4 separate regions of the Homo sapiens genome follow, and all the other regions are linked to region 4. A link is a contact called in ENCODE Hi-C or POLR2A ChIA-PET data. All regions are on one chromosome and are shown on one strand. Each heading gives the region's core, a stretch centred on a gene start or an enhancer-like site at or near the end of the contact. The rest is flanking DNA. Distances are from core to core; before and after follow the strand shown.

Region 1 (3,621 bases), core at 794-3,293, 3.3 Mb before region 4:
GCAAGACTGTGTCAAAAAAACCCCAAAAAACAAAAAAACTATATTGGCAACACTTTTTAAGCCTTAGATAACTATTCACCTATCCTCAATTTTGGAAAAAAAAAAGTATATTAAATACATAAAGATATTCTAGAACTCAGTTCAAGAGTTCAAATACACTATAACGAATATTTAAAATATTTAGTTTTCAATGCATTGTAGTTTAGTGCATAGAAGTTATTTACTTCTGAAAACTGATGACTGACATATGACAAACTATTTCTACTGCTTGTATAGCTACTGATTTTCTTGAGAATATTTGGAACTGTGTAGTCTGAATTTCTCCAAAGGATTGGAAAAAAAAGTCACAACCTTTACCCCTTTTCTGAAAACACATCTGATATCTCACTTTAGAGATTGGAATATTCAGTCTCCGTGGTTGAGAAGAGAAGTCACAAAGTCCACTGAACTCATAGCATCACCATATCAAAGTCACACTGATGGCACATTGGTGTCTACCTCTTTCATGCCAGCAGGCTACGAAAATGGCAATGAATTGCCATCCAAAGAAAACAGAAATGGTAGTGGAATTTGGTTAGCACTGGGCCCAAGGCTGATTGCATCTAAATTAGGCTCTAAGGCAGATAGCATCTGACTACTTTAACGTTCCAAACACCATCTTATCCATACATTAAGTGCAGCAAAAAATGCATGGGTGACATGAAATTTAAACAAAGTTCTAATTTCTTAATATATGGAAGCCAAATTTAACAAAATTCTACTTTCATGAAATTTCATAAGAATATCCTTGAATTTGGAATATTTAGACTTAATGATTCTATCACCAAAACTTAAGTAAACTAAAGATTTAAAAAAATTAAGCCAGTTATGACAGAATATGAGATCCTTTAGGGAACTTTTCTGTTTGAATTAACGACAACAACAAAAATTTAAGTAAAACTTTAAAAAGACCATCCAACTTCATCTGTCACGATGGTTCACAGAATACCCATAACACGATAAAGCCCTTAGAGTTAATTTAATTTAATTTTTTTTTGAGACGGAGTCTGGCTCTTTCACCTAGGCTGGAGTGCAGTGGTGCGATCTCAGCTCACTGCAACCTCCACCTCCGGGTTCAAGTGATTCTCCTACCTAAGCCTCCTGAGTAGCTGGGATTACAGGAGTGGGCCACAACGCCCAGCTAATTTTTGTATTTTTAGTAGAGATGGGGTTTCACAATGTTGGCCAGGCTGGTCTTGAACTCCTGACCTCAGGTGATCCATCCGCCTCAGCCTCCCAGAGTGCTGGGATTACAGGCTTGAGCCACCACGCCCAGCCCTTAATTTTAGACAACGCAGAAAAACTGGCTCCAGATACACTTGGGTGACTTGGTCAACATATGAATGTTAACCATGATGTGACAGATCAGACTTCAATTTCTTTAGACTGAACTAGAATGGCTCCGAAGACGAAAGTCAGGTCAGGACCAGGGAGAAAAACTGGGCAAATACGATTTTTTTTTTTCCATTTCCAACAGAGGTTTGAAGATTAGAACCAGGATTTGGGAAGCCTCAGTTCAGGAGTCCACCGAGGTGTGTGTGTGTTGACAGGTGGTGGTGATGCCGAGGGCGTGTTGACAAGTTTTCCCCGCCCTTGACCTTTAGCCTAGATATTAATTCTACCAACTGGGGCAACCCCAGAGGGAGGAAGCCAGGGTCCCCCAACAGGCTGACAGCGCGTGACCTTTGCCCTAGATAGCCTGAGAAAGCTGATGAGAGAAGGGGCGAGAGGTGCCTACAGCCCCCAGGACCGGCCTTGTCCCTTTTGCCCTAACTCCTCCACTTATCCCCACCGCCCGTTTCCTCTCACCCAGGCAGGACAGCTTGGCTAGCGGCACCAGCATGTTCAAAGTCACCAGGACTCTCGGTCGGACACAACAGGAGGACTGTCCGCTGCTCGCGGCGGGCGCTGGACCTCTAGGCCGCGGGGGGCGCCATCACCTGCCGGAAAGCAAGAACTCTGCTGCAGTTCGCCTCCCCGCTCTGCCGACCGCTCTTGCTTCACGGCGTTCCCACCTCCTTCTCGCTCTGCGCCGGCGCCATGGATGACGCAACGGCCAGCCGAGGCTTCCGGGTCATGTACCAAACCAGGGAAAGATAAGGGACTCCAAGTCCCAGCCGGGGAGCGGTGAAACAGCCACAGCGCGGCCAGAGGGGTCCGCGAATCCCACAGCACGACGCACGCGCAGTGAAAGGCAGTAGAAGGCGGGGCGACGCACACGGCTTCCTGGGAGGTGTAGTTTTCTCTACGAGTGCCCTTCGAGATCGATTGGAGGCTCGCGCAGGAGCCGTGAGTTGCCTAAGGTGAATTGACTCATATGATTGGCTGTCCCGAAAAATGAAACGTCTTTGTGGTCCGGGGCTGAGACCCACGAGGAGACTGGGCGGGATTTCTGGCGTTAGGAGGCGGGGCCTTTCGGCTTTGGGCGCGAGTGGTTAAAAGACAGTTGGTGTCGGTTCGGCTTCTCGGGTCGGATTCCGCGGTCCCAACCCTTCCCCATGGCCGACCCTGAGGAGTTGCAGGTTTCTTCGCCGCCCCCGCCGCCTCCCTCTTCTCCCTCCTCTTCAGACGCCTCTGCAGCATCTTCCCCGGGCGGCCCAGTGAGTTTGGGCTGGCCAGTTCCGAGCAGGAGCAGCGGCCCAACGGTGGACCAGCTGGAGGAAGTGGAGCTGCAGATCGGAGACGTGAGTGTGGTGTCGGGACCGCGTCCCCCCTCGGCGCCTCTGGGAAGACCGGCGGCGGCGGGGCTCGCGAGGCTAGGGAATCGGTCCCCCAACCCCCATGACCCGGGACGACCGGCCCTTCTGCGCCCCAGAGCGTGCGGGCGGGAAGCGGGGGGGATGCCAGCAGCTAAAGTGCCACCCCTCTCTGAGGGTTCCCCCTTTAGATTTAGTGGTGAGGAGTCTTAAGGGGTTTTCCTTCCACCCGCCCCACCCCTCACTGGTTTCTTTTTGTCTCGCCTTCTGGTTTCAATCATCCGCAGTAACCCGAAGCCACGCAGCTCTGCGCTGCCTGTTGCTGGCTCTCTGCCTCCTCCTTTCCCATCGGAGAATAGTTTTCATTGCATGGGTTTCGGAGAATAGTTTTCACTGCATGAGTTTGCTGGCTTTCTGTGGGTACTTGAGATCAGGCTGTGATTTCTTTCCATGGGACTTAGAGCCTGCTGTTCTAGTTGGCCACCTGCCCAGGGACAGCTGATAATGCCATTGTCTGCCCCAGGCCTGCTTAGCGCTGGACCCAGCTTGAAGGGTTTAGGTCACGTGGATTGGCTTCTTTGACGGTTTAGTTCAGGACTCCTCCCTTTGTATGATTGCTAGAATGCATACTTAGGATAGTTTCTGTTAAATCTCGAATCCCCAGAAACTAGCACCCCACCTCCCAACCGTAACTCACACACCACTGGAGGGGAGAAGACAGGGAAGGGGAGTTTTATGTTCTCTTGAGTGGGTCAAGTGGAATGAGGTATGTAGAGTGTAACCTGGGAGAGTTCTGTGGCCTGACCTTTCCTGCAGATTGGAAACTAGGGGATGAACTAGATTATCTCATTGCTCCGCAAGTATTTTTTTTTAAGGATGACTAGAG
Region 2 (3,890 bases), core at 199-2,698, 3.4 Mb before region 4:
TTAATCCAGAATTTATTTCAAAGTTTCACTTGAAACTTTTAAAGGTTTATTATACTGGGTCTAGATCTGTTTAACAGTGAACTGTTTTTGCAAGACATTTTGGCCAAAAAGCACCTAGCATAGTGTCAGAATTGGGAGTTGGTGCTCAATTTTAAAATGTGTTGAAAAATTGTTAAATAAACTTCTCAACATACCTGTGCTCAAAGGCAATATAGGACATTTTAAGGCGTCTTTTAAAAGTTAGCCCTTGAAATCAGAATAGCATAGGGATTTTAAAGACTGGAATCTGTGGTCAAACTGCTTGGGTCAAAACACAGGCTCTACCACTGACAGCTGGATTTTGGGCAAGCCGCCTAAGTTATCTGTGACTTTAAGTTTCCTCACCTGTAAAATGGGAATTATAATAGCACCCACCTCACCGCATTGTCAGAAAAGTAAACGACAGAAATCAACATAAAGCATTTTAGGTAGTAAGCTCTCCATAAATGCTATCAATATTCAAAGGTATGTGTTCGAGAGATCAAATCTATTAAATATACATATCAGCTTTGATCAATTGAAATCTCGGAAATTTCATAATTGCATCTTACTCCCCCTTTCCACACATCATGCGGCATCAACCTTCCACATGATGTGGAAATTACATACTTTCATTCATCCGTTTGAGAGCTTGTCATATATGGCAAGAAAGAAGAAAGATGCCTTTTTCGTGACTGTTGCTCCTTCAGAACTTCAAAACACTGTCACGTACACAATAGGTTGGAGCTGCCCTCAAAATGACAGCTCACAGCTTTGCTGGGCCCGCAGAGGTGCCCAGGCGGCTCTGCCCGGAAGGGGTTCACCCCAATAACCGGAGAATCTCCGGTCGCCACAGCCAAGCACAGCGCACGCCCGGGAACCCCAAGGAACACAAGAGAACTCTGAAATGGGGAAGGACCCTGAGTTGTGGAGAAAGAGCGGGAGGAAGGGTCACGGAGGGTCCGGAGCCACACTCGGATCAGGCGCGTCCACGCTGACAAGCCCGGGACCAGGTGCCGGCGATAGGCAGCGCCGTCCTGGACAGTCCCTTCCCTTTCCCCTACCCGTCCCCTCCCCGGCGAGCACCGAAGCCAACTCGGGTCCCGCGCCAGAATTGCCCCCCGGCGCCCCCTCACCTAAAGGCGGGTCCTTCCTTAGGAGCCCTGCCCTGGGCAGACGCCGCCGCGGAGCTGCCGCTGCTGCCCCTTTTGTTGAAGAGCTTCTGGAGCAGGGTCGGGGCCATGATGCCGCCGCCGCAGCTCCGGCCGTGGCGCTCGGGGGGCCGGCGGCTCAGCGCGCAGCCGGGGGCGGCGGCCGCGGTGGCGGGGCCATCGCGGCGGCGCGGCCGCCCAGCCTTGCGGGAGCGCGGGGCCGCTGCGACTGAGTAACTCTGCTCGGCGCCGGAGCCGCCGGCTGCCGGTCATATGACTGAGCCGGCCCGCCACCGCCTCGCGCGCTGACAGTTATCTCCTGCGGGAGGAGCCCGCAGCCCCACGGCGGCGGCGGCGGCGCGGGAGGAGCGCGGCGGCCCCGGCGGCGGCCATTGGCCCGGCGGCCGCCCGCCCCGGGCTCACGTAACCCCGGCGGGAGGCGGGAGGTGGGAGGTGCGGCCAGGAGCGGGCGGGCGGCCCAGTACTCCGGGCACGCGGGGGACGCGGACGGGGGCAGGCGCGGCACTTAAAGGGGCCCGAGGGGCGAGGGCGGCCGCCGGGGCGCAGCTCCGCGAGTGGCGTGGGGTTCCCACGGAGCCTGGGTTCTTTCGCACAGCGAGCATGCAGCTAGGCCGATCTTTGTTCTTTAGAGACAAAGCCCCTGAACTTGGGTCCTCGCTTTGTTCAGGTACAAGAGCCCGTTCACAGAAGGCGTATGCTAGGGGGGAAGGCTTGGTACGCGCGGTGGCCGCTTCGGTGGGCTGTGATTTGAATCACATAGCACCCAAGGTTTTGTCAGGTTTCCTCCATGTCCAAATTCGATTCCTCCAGGCTTTCACAAAATTTAAACTGTTTATCCAAATCATTTGTTCTGTTTGGCGTCTTGGGCCACCATACCATGGTTATATAAGAAGTTGCATTTGAAATATTAAGTCCCCCCTTTAAAACATACACACACACACACACACACACACACACACACACACACAGAACTCACTACATAGATTTAGAAACTTAAGATATTTTATAGCAAGGGATTGTTTTTCCTAATACATATTTAACAGTCAATCAAGGCATATCAGCAGCAGATATTTGGTTTGAGGAAGGGAGGAGTTCATGTGTTTGAGTCCGCTTTCCTGCCCTGTCCCACCCCAGTCCCCTTTGGAATTTAATCCTTGGTGGTGCAGGGCTCTAAACAGCCAGTGTAGGACACGTTACCAGACTCAAAGCAACTTCTTAATCTATGTTTTAGAGCGTTGGGCTTCACGAATTTTTCCGATGATGGGAAATAGAGATAAAGTTAGTAAGACCCCAACCATGCCTCTTCTAGCTTCTCCATGAGTAGTGAACAGTGACTCACCTGGGCTCTCTTACACTTGTTGAGAGGAGGACTCTTGGAGACTCAAAAAGGAAAATATATTTCCAAAAACATAAGTAATCAAAAGAACCTATTCTGGGCCTATTTTACTTTGCATTTTCTTTTTTTAATTGTGTTAGTTTCTGGACTTGGTTGGGAACTAGCTGTGAATAATGTGCTGAAATTTCACAAAGGTAAGAGAAAGGTGGTAGAAATGGAAACTTAGTCATTTGTTTCCTTCGGACTTTTACTGTTAAAATGGTGGATTAAGTGTTTATCCTGATGAGCAATCATCCTTTTGCACAATTGAGTGTACACAGAACCCTAATTTGCAACTTTGCTATTTCTGTTTGCTGAAGGCCTTTACCTCATAGGGCTGCCAGTGTTGGTCAGGATGCTATATAGAAGGTATTGGCTTTATACGTTGTGACTTTCAGATACAGTCCCAGGTCATACTGTGGCCAGCAACTCACCACCTTTCCTTACTCCATCCTTGGTCAGAAAATGTCCTTTATTCTCCAGACTAAAATCTGCATGTTCCTCATGAGCCTAGCAGCTTTTGTAACTGCATATAGAAGAGGAATTTGACATATTGTGCCTCATTCCTCACTTCCTAGGACTCTTTCAGTTCCAACCCAGTCCAAATAGACAAGATCATCCAAAAGAGGCAATTAAAAAATCATAACCTGCTCTAGCCATCATCTTCAATTTTGGTTTTGACTAGGCAACTATAAAGGAAGAGTGTGTATTTTAAACTATTAAAGCCAGGACTTCAGTTAAAGGAGACAAAAGGAACCAAAATGCTTCCCTTCTCCCCTCTTTCTCCCTGTGCTTCCTCTCAGCATCACATTCTTCCTCATCCTGGTTCTGGCCACACCTCCTCCTTTGGATTTTTAAAGTATACAAAAATCCTAGCCAAAAAAGTTCTGGGAGACAGCTCTAGCCAGCTCTCCCAGTCTTCTTGTTTTTTATTTTTATTTTATTTTATTGGCTACTCAAGGCCGCTACAAAAATCCAATCTTTTGCCCATCATCCATTGGTCATTGCCTGGTCCCTGAGGCTTGTCATAATCTCAGTCTCCAACACTGGTCACGTGGCCCATCGCCCAGTTCCATACATCTCCTTTATTCACCTCTTCCCACTCACCCTATCTTGGAAAATATACCAGCTGGCTGTTCTTGTACGCAGCTGTCAAGAGGAGCAGGGAATAAGACAATATCCTGAATGCTTGGAGATGACAGAACAACACTAAAATGGGAAAGGGGAAGTTGTAAAGGGCTGACTTACTTAGTCCGGTCCATTCTGAGTCCTGGTGACAGTTCTCAATTAGTGGATATTATGTAAGTTGTTTTAGTTCTGCTTCT
Region 3 (3,903 bases), core at 1,187-3,686, 4.4 Mb after region 4:
ATTTGCAACCACATGAGATTTGGTGCAGTTGAATTCATTTTAGTATTTTTAAAACGTGTAACACTTTTCTAAAGAAAATATCCCCTTGCTTGTTCTTCTGCTTCTTTTTTAAAAAAATAGAGACCTTGGTCGGGTACGGTGGCTCACACCTGTAATCTCAGCACTTCGGGAGGCTGAGACGGGCAGATCACCTAAGGTCAGGAGTTTGAGACCAGCCTGGCCAACATGGTGAAACCCCACCTCTACCAAAAATACAAAAATTAGGCGGGCTTGTAATAAAAATAAAAAAAATTAGCGCATGCCTGTAATCCCAGCTACTTGGGAGGCTGAGGCAGGAGAATCGCTGGAGCCCGGGAGGCAGAGGTTAAGGTGAGCCGAGATTGCGCCATTGCACTCCAGCCTGGGCAACAAGAGCGAAACTCCGTTTAAAAAAAAAAAAAAAAAAAGAGCACGGGTCTTGCTGTTGCCTAGGCTAGTCTCAAGTGATCCTCCTGCACTAGCCTCCTAAAGTGTTGGGATGACAGGTGTGAGCTACTACACCCAGCCCTCCCTTGCTTTTTGCGTCTGTTACCTTTTTCTTCCCAAATTTCCATGTGAGAGTTAAAATTGTCTTTTTTTTTTTTTTTTTTTGAGACAGAATCTCGCTCTTCCTCTGTCACCCAGGCTGGAGTGCAGTGGCAATTCTCCTGCCTCAGCCTCCCGAGTAGCTGGGATTACAGGCGCCTACCACCATGCCTGGCTAATTTTTGTATTTTTAGTAGAGACGGGGGTTTCACCATATTGGTCAGGCTGGTCTTGAACTCCTGACCTCAGGCAATCCATCTGCTTGGGCCTCCCAAAGTGCTGGGATTACAGGCGTGAGCCACCGCGCCCGGCTTCTGTCCACTTCTCAAGGCCATCTCAAATAACTTTTTCTTCAGGAAACTATTTCTCAAACCACTATAATTTTTTCCTAAGTTCTCTAGAATTCTTCCTTTGTTTAATCCCACTTTTTGCTTCACTTTCATTTTAGGAGCTAGGCGTATTTTTAAAAAGGCCCTTTGACCTCAAAGGATACACGTGGGTGAAAAACCACCTTCCTCTAAATTTATTTTTCACTCACTAGGAAGAATGGTTTACTGTTAATAGCGGGTGGAAAGAAGGGACACTGAGTATGAGGACCTATCTGTACTACCTAATATAATTTATCTTTTGATCTACTCTGAGAATGACGCGAGCCTAATCTTCACATTGGAAAATCACGAGAGGAAAAAACCCTTCGGAGGTCTACAGGCACAAGGAACCCTGTCTCCACGCTGTTTATAGCAGCTGTCTCAGGAATCCTCTGCCTAGAATGAATGTGGGAGAGGTTTCGTGGCGCGGCAGCTGCAAAGCAAGGAATCTTTCCCATTCCTCGTCGACTCGGTCCCCTCCCCTCCCCTCCCGAATGGCGGCAGCTGCCGAGGTATCCCAGTGGAAATCTCCAAGTCTCCGCCGAGAGCGGCGGGCGGGCAACAGCTGAAAGCAGCCAGGGGTGGGGACTCCTCGCTCCCATTGGGCAGGGACAGCAGCCTCACTGGCTCCAGCGCCGTCACCTCTCTGGCTCGTAGAGGTGCCTCAGGTGTTCTTCTCCAAGTCCAATGAGACACCTAGGCAACGCAGCGCGTGTTCCCTCCGCGCCAAGAGACCCTACGGTAACTTAACAACAGCAGGAGCGCCAAAATCCCCGCCTCAGGACTTGGCAGAAGCACCTCCCGAGGTCCGAGAGTGGGAGAGGGGAAAGTGTAGGCCCTCGGACGGAAGGGTCTCTCCTCGCCGGGCCGGGTACACACCTGGTGCTACCAGAGCAGCGCGCCTAGTGCAGCCGGAAGCCCCAGCCCAGCACTCCGGCTGGCTCGGGGCCCCCTTGGCTGTCCGCGCGTCGTCACCGCGCCCCCGCCGCGCGGCTGCCTCCGCCTTCGCGCCCTCCCGCCCCGCGCACTCGCGCTCGCGCACGCGCACGCCGCGCCCGGCAGCACTCGGCGCTGTCATGGCGGCCGGGAGCAGCTTCAGTGGGCACACGACAGCCGCGCGACCCGTGGCGGGGCGAGCTGTGGCAGTAGCATCCTCACCACTCGCAGCAGCCTCAGCCGCGGCGCCCGTAGCGCCAGCAGCGGCTGCTTTTGCAAAGGCTGAGCGCAGGGGCGGGGCGGGCCAGGAAGCCATGGAGTTCTGTGCAGCCGCGGACTCCCGGGGAGCGGACTAGGGAAACTTGGAGGCTGCGACCAGGTGCACTGACCTCTCTGTCCTCCCTTCTCTCCCTGCGGTGGCCGCTGGGTTTCTCTGGCCGCTCCCCTCCCTTCCTGCCACCACACACACCTCCCCACCCCTTCCCGTCGAATCTCAGGTGCCTGAGAGAGGTGCTTCACTCCTCCCACTGGGCCGAGCATTTAGAATAATCACCGCCCCCTTCCCCCGCCTTTTCCTGCCCTGGATCTCCGCCGCCACCTCGGTCTCGCTGCTCCTGGGCGGGGGGTGAGGACGAGTCCGGAGTATCTGGGTGAGGAAGAACTTTCTACCTCTGTGATAGCTTGTGGGCCCCCCTTCTTTCCTCCGATCCCTCCTTTCCCCGCGACAGTTTCTCTTTCTAGTGCACCTGTGAGGAGAGGTTACCCTGCGCCTAGAACCTGCACGAGAGTGGGGGAGGAGTGAGCCTGTTCGGGGGCCTCTTGGACCTGCCTTCACCCAGAACCCAGCTTTTTGAGCCCGGGAGAAGCGGGTGGCTAGTAGTGGGGTGCCTTTAGTAACTTACTTGACCGACAATAACTATTTCCCTCTTGTCCCCTCAAAACCCTAAAACAAAACCTAGCCTATTTAACATATATTTAATCTTCCAATAGGGTTTGGCGTTGTTGTCAGCCTCGGGGAGAGAGATTGGACAAATATTCTCCAAGAGGAGGAGGGCGACGCCAAGGACTTTCCACATCAACTGCTTTGGGGTATCTCCACAAGTTGGAAGAGGGACCCTTTCGTTTTGCATTGCGTGTGTTGTGCTCATTACCAGTGCAGCGACTGCCGTCCCAGGGTGACTCTGAGTTGTCCTTTATCGTGAGCTAGCAATGGCTAGCGAAGACAATCGTGTCCCTTCCCCGCCACCAACAGGTGATGACGGGGGAGGTGGAGGGAGAGAAGAAACCCCTACTGAAGGGGGTGCATTGTCTCTGAAACCAGGGCTCCCCATCAGGGGCATCAGAATGAAATTTGCCGTGTTGACCGGTTTGGTTGAAGTTGGAGAAGTATCCAATAGGGATATTGTAGAAACTGTCTTTAACCTGGTAAGTCCATGAATATTTTATAAGCATATACTCTTTTCAGTGGGTTGGGGAACAAGATCTTAAAGCTGGAGCCATGTGGTTTACTCACACTGATGGTGACTTTTTTCGTGTATAGGGACACAAAATTCTACTCACCTAAATGAAACAATTTCATCTGTTTTTTAGATTGAAGGGAATTGTGCAAACTTAGATGATCCAGGTTTTGTGAAAGTGAACACATCACTTTTGTGCTAAGGAAATAATTGTTGCTATGGAAGTATTGGGGGGAGGTTCTAGCGGAGGAGTTATCTCTAATTTTTTTTTTCTTGGCTTGTATGCCTAAGTCTGCGTTTCCCTTTACCACTTTAAATAATTTCTTGTGACCTTTTTTTGGACTTGAGAATTAATGTCTTTGATTCTGTCGAAGTTATGTTTTGCTACAATAAGTTTAAAAATTTGTTTGTAGTGCTGATGCAAGATTAATTTGCTGCAAAGTTAGTATTTTTAATTTTGACTAGTTTTATTTTTAGACATAACTAACAAAAGTTAAATTGGTGATGAATTTAGGATTGCATTTAAAGTAATCTTGTGAAAATTGAATGGCAATATGAAAAAAGGAATTGAAGCAGAT
Region 4 (3,671 bases), core at 81-2,580:
CAGAAAATAGTTTTGCTTAGCTAAGATAAGAATGCGATTATAGAGGAAAAAGTGAGAGAATGTTTTACAGTGGAAAGGAGGTTCCAGGAGCATGAGGTGAACCTGGAAGGGTTCAACAGTAGTGCCATGAGTTAATAGAAAATAGGGAGCATTTTCTATTCTGGGTATGTGTGTGTAGAGGTGGTGTACATTTTCAGCTTCATAAATGGATACAGATGAGTGGACATATATATATAATATATTATATAATATATATTATATATATAATATATTATATAATATATATAATATAATATATATATACTATTAGTTCTGTCCATCTAGAGAACCCTGATTAATACAGCATTGTATTTTACTAAATTTCTTATTTCTTGTTATGCACATTTAGTTTTTCAATACATTGATTTATTAAATTTCTATCTCAATGTGATTTGTTTATACAAAATTGAATTAGTGAAATATTAACATATTTTAGAGATGTGGAAAAAATACCAGGTATGAGTTTAATTACTAGTCAATGAATTCATTCAGATAATTCAACTAGGATTAAGCTTTTTAAAAATTAAAAATAGTAAAAATTCATATTATTTTAAAGACTTTCAATAAACGTTTTTGGTTTTTATTTGCTTTAAGAATTTCCTATGCGAATTAAATGATGTTGATTTTGTTTACTTTAGTAGCACATGCTCTTTTAGCCTAGTGGATCATTTTGTTTGGTTTGATTGGAATAAGATTACTCACTAAGTATACAAAGAGGGGGAGTTTTACATTCAAGTAAGATGTCAAATGGGCTTTCAGTTGTGTCCACAAGAGCTGAGGTCTCTCCAGGCCCTTTGCGGCTTAGTTGCATGAAGAGCATATCTAATATCGAATACAATTCCAGGCACTCTTCCAAGTGTTCCACTTGTATTATTTCATTCAATTTTACAGCAACCTTTCAGGTGTCTATTATTAGTACACTTTTGTTTTCCCCCAGAAGAAGAAACTGAGTCATAAAGACCTTAACTTGGGACAATCACGTGTGTAGGAAAGGGGTACCAGGATTCAAACCTGCAGTCGGAAACAGGGTTCTGCAAACTCACTACCGTACTATTCTGTCCCATCCACTGACACCGTACTTCGATTCAGAGAACTTCACGTCCTAACTGTGGCAAAACGACGAATGTGCTTTATTTGCAACACGTGCAGATAAGGACCCTTACTCTATTGGCAAGAGTAAGGCTATCTGGGTGGGAGTTGGGCGGGTCCTGTCTCCTAGGCAACAGCACATGCACACAAGCGACCAATAATGAGCCCCTCTCCAAAGACCCAGGAAGGTGATGTCACTTCCTTCGTCTGGGTGGTTGCCCCAGCGACACGTTGGGCCGAAGAGCGGTGTTGGGTACCCGAGAGACCCGGCGGTGGGGAAGTCACTTCCTCCCGAAGACGCTGTTTCCTAGCAACCGCCCTCCGCCTCTGTTATTAGCCCCTCCTCCTCGCTCGGTCCAGGACCGGCTCTGCGGGCGCCGCCAGGCCCAGACCAAGGTGAGCAGCTCCTACCCGATGCTTGGCTCTTGATTCTCAGGGTCGCGGAGAACTGGCCGCGGGCGTCCGGGGCCGGGAACAGAAAGCGGGACCTGGGGGCCATGGGGGATCCGGACAGAGACCGCGCTTGGACGTGCACGGGCCTGGCGTTCGCTGGTGCTCAGCATACGGCGCGGTGAGGAGCGGCGAGCACCCGGACGTCACCTGGCCTGGTAGGGAACGGAACCCGGGGCGCACAACGCTATGGGCGGCCCTGCCAGGCCTCTGCTCCGAGTACGGGAAACCGCGATTTTAATGCGGCTCATCGCGAAAGCTTCGTCGTTTTGTCTGGCTCTCTTTAACACTTTTGTGAGAGGAAAAATTGGCTTGCAATACATCTCGCTGGCTGTTTGCGGGTTAGCATTACGATCTTTTTCTTTGAATAGCGCTGTATGCAAATATATAGATACATTTTTTTTTTGGTGGTGGTGCTCATAATTTTTACGCCGACGATCCTTTTGATGGCCTTTTAAATAAGACGTGACTTATTTTGAAGGCAATGTTATACTTTAGAAGAGAGGTGAAAAATAAGGTGTTCTATTTTAATTGGCAGCATTTTGTCGTATTAACTTGTAATCATTTATTTGCAGACTTTTTAAGTAGTTGCAAAACTATTTTAGGATAACTTCCATTTGAATTTTTTTAAACAAGCTTGTTATGAGAATTTGCTATTTCTTTACAAGAACCTTTTTAAGTGAAGATGTAGCCCAATGTTCATATCAGATGCTTTTCTTTGACCTTTGTGGGGAGAGTAGAATCAAATGTAATAAAATAAATTCTGAAGCATGCGAAGTCTGATTTGTTTTGTATATTTCAGCTACTATCAGAAGTTGAATTCTAATAATTAGCTATTTTATAAAGGTAACGAGAAAAAATACACTATGTCTGATGAAGTTTTTAGCACCACTTTGGCATATACAAAGAGTCCAAAAGTTACCAAAAGAACTACTTTCCAGGTAAAGTATTTTTATTTGGAATCATTTCACAGTGTAAACACTGTATTAGATGGGTTGAAATTGGTGATTCTAGAACAGTCCTATATAAAGCAGGGGTAAATCTTATATTACTTTTGAGGTTTTGCACATGATCATGTTTGGGCTCCATCCAGTATTACAAACTCCCCTATATGGTTTTAAGACTACCAAAGTAGCCTCAATACTAGTTTCCTACTAAGTTAAAAGTTGAATCGCAACCTTAAATTGCCATTTTTATATAAAAACTTTTTTTTCTGTTGTAACATAATGTTTAAGTTTTTTTTTCTGTTGAGTCACTGCAATTTTGAACTCAGCCTCTAAGTTTGCAATATTGATTGCATCCATTTCTGAAATATGCCGAGACAAAAGCTCTTAAAAATACCAATTTCTTTCAAAATACCAGTTTTTAATAAATTATAATCTAAATTGAGCCCCTTCTTATTTGTTACCCTCCAGCTCTAATTATAACCTGCAATTAATTTGTTCCATAATGTGTGTCTCCTCTAGTTAAACTGCGAGCTCCATGAGGAAGGGCTCTTGTCTGTGATGCTCTGCATTGAGTATGAGGCGTAAAGTGGGTACATGGCATAAAGTGAGCTTGCAGGAAATATTTGTTAGATGAATGAAACCTAAGTTTGAAAGCAGTCGTTAATCAAGCATTGTTTGTTTAAAGAATTACTTGTGAATATGATACCTCCATGTTTGGATGGAAATTGATTTCAGTATCTCATTTCAGGATGAGCTAATAAGAGCAATTACAGCTCGCTCAGCCAGACAAAGGAGTTCTGAATACTCAGATGACTTTGACAGTGATGAGATTGGTATGTGACAGTATGGAAACGTGAACCACTTTTCTTCTTTTTGCTTCCTTAGTTTTGTATTTAGCCAGCCCCCCAACCACCCATCCCCTCAATCACGTATGTTAAAATAATACCTAAGCATTCACTAATTTTAGATTTTCAACTTTTTAATTAGTAGAAAGCCACTCTTAATTTTCAGGAAGTTGTATGATTTTCTTTTTTTATTGTTGTTTTGTTTTCTGAATGTGTATACGAAAATATAAATTAATTGATGGCAGGTTTGCAGTAAAAGGATGGCTGCCAGTGGTAAACCACATTGAAGAAGACAGGTTCA

Evidence for each region. A loop is a pair of places that touch in the nucleus more often than their neighbours do. ChIA-PET counts read pairs that join two places held with the same protein, here RNA polymerase II (POLR2A). Pooled maps may share reads with other maps.
Region 1: a loop to region 4 is called in a map of CD8-positive, alpha-beta T cell, with 10 times the contacts of the local background. The contact joins the promoter of ETFDH here to the promoter of MAP9 in region 4. A Hi-C loop is called at or near these places in 3 of 168 maps with a recorded cell type or tissue (CD8-positive, alpha-beta T cell, ascending aorta and naive thymus-derived CD4-positive, alpha-beta T cell), 1 of 37 single-sample maps with no recorded cell type and 11 of 50 pooled maps.
Region 2: a pooled map shows a loop between it and region 4 (21-fold over the local background). The contact joins the promoter of FNIP2 here to the promoter of MAP9 in region 4. A Hi-C loop is called at or near these places in 6 of 50 pooled maps.
Region 3: a map of B cell shows a loop between it and region 4 (21-fold over the local background). The contact joins the promoter of LRBA here to the promoter of MAP9 in region 4. A Hi-C loop is called at or near these places in 2 of 168 maps with a recorded cell type or tissue (B cell and naive thymus-derived CD4-positive, alpha-beta T cell) and 8 of 50 pooled maps. POLR2A ChIA-PET finds 5 or more read pairs at or near these places in 1 of 52 experiments (OCI-LY7).

Annotation. Positions count from the first base shown.
Region 1 is chr4:158,670,718-158,674,338 of GRCh38, reverse strand. ETFDH (electron transfer flavoprotein dehydrogenase) reads right to left here and starts at 2,043. Exons shown (of 13, transcript NM_004453.4): 1 at 1,849-2,043. The coding sequence starts at 1,882. C4orf46 (chromosome 4 open reading frame 46) reads left to right here and starts at 2,452. Exons shown (of 2, transcript NM_001008393.4): 1 at 2,452-2,723. The coding sequence starts at 2,538. RefSeq lists enhancers at 1,695-2,196, 1,798-2,357, 2,200-2,836, 2,837-3,473 and a silencer at 2,778-2,847.
Region 2 is chr4:158,766,584-158,770,473 of GRCh38, reverse strand. It overlaps FNIP2 (folliculin interacting protein 2), which reads right to left and starts at 1,448. Exons shown (of 17, transcript NM_020840.3): 1 at 1,155-1,448. The coding sequence starts at 1,261. RefSeq lists an enhancer at 803-1,540 and a silencer at 1,498-1,707.
Region 3 is chr4:151,013,817-151,017,719 of GRCh38, reverse strand. LRBA (LPS responsive beige-like anchor protein) reads left to right here and starts at 2,436. Exons shown (of 57, transcript NM_001364905.1): 1 at 2,436-2,518; 2 at 2,859-3,293. The coding sequence starts at 3,078. RefSeq lists a silencer at 1,867-2,016 and enhancers at 1,568-2,165, 2,517-2,646, 2,827-3,006.
Region 4 is chr4:155,374,624-155,378,294 of GRCh38, reverse strand. MAP9 (microtubule associated protein 9) reads left to right here and starts at 1,330. Exons shown (of 14, transcript NM_001039580.2): 1 at 1,330-1,524; 2 at 2,381-2,519; 3 at 3,274-3,358. The coding sequence starts at 2,445. RefSeq lists an enhancer at 1,448-1,877.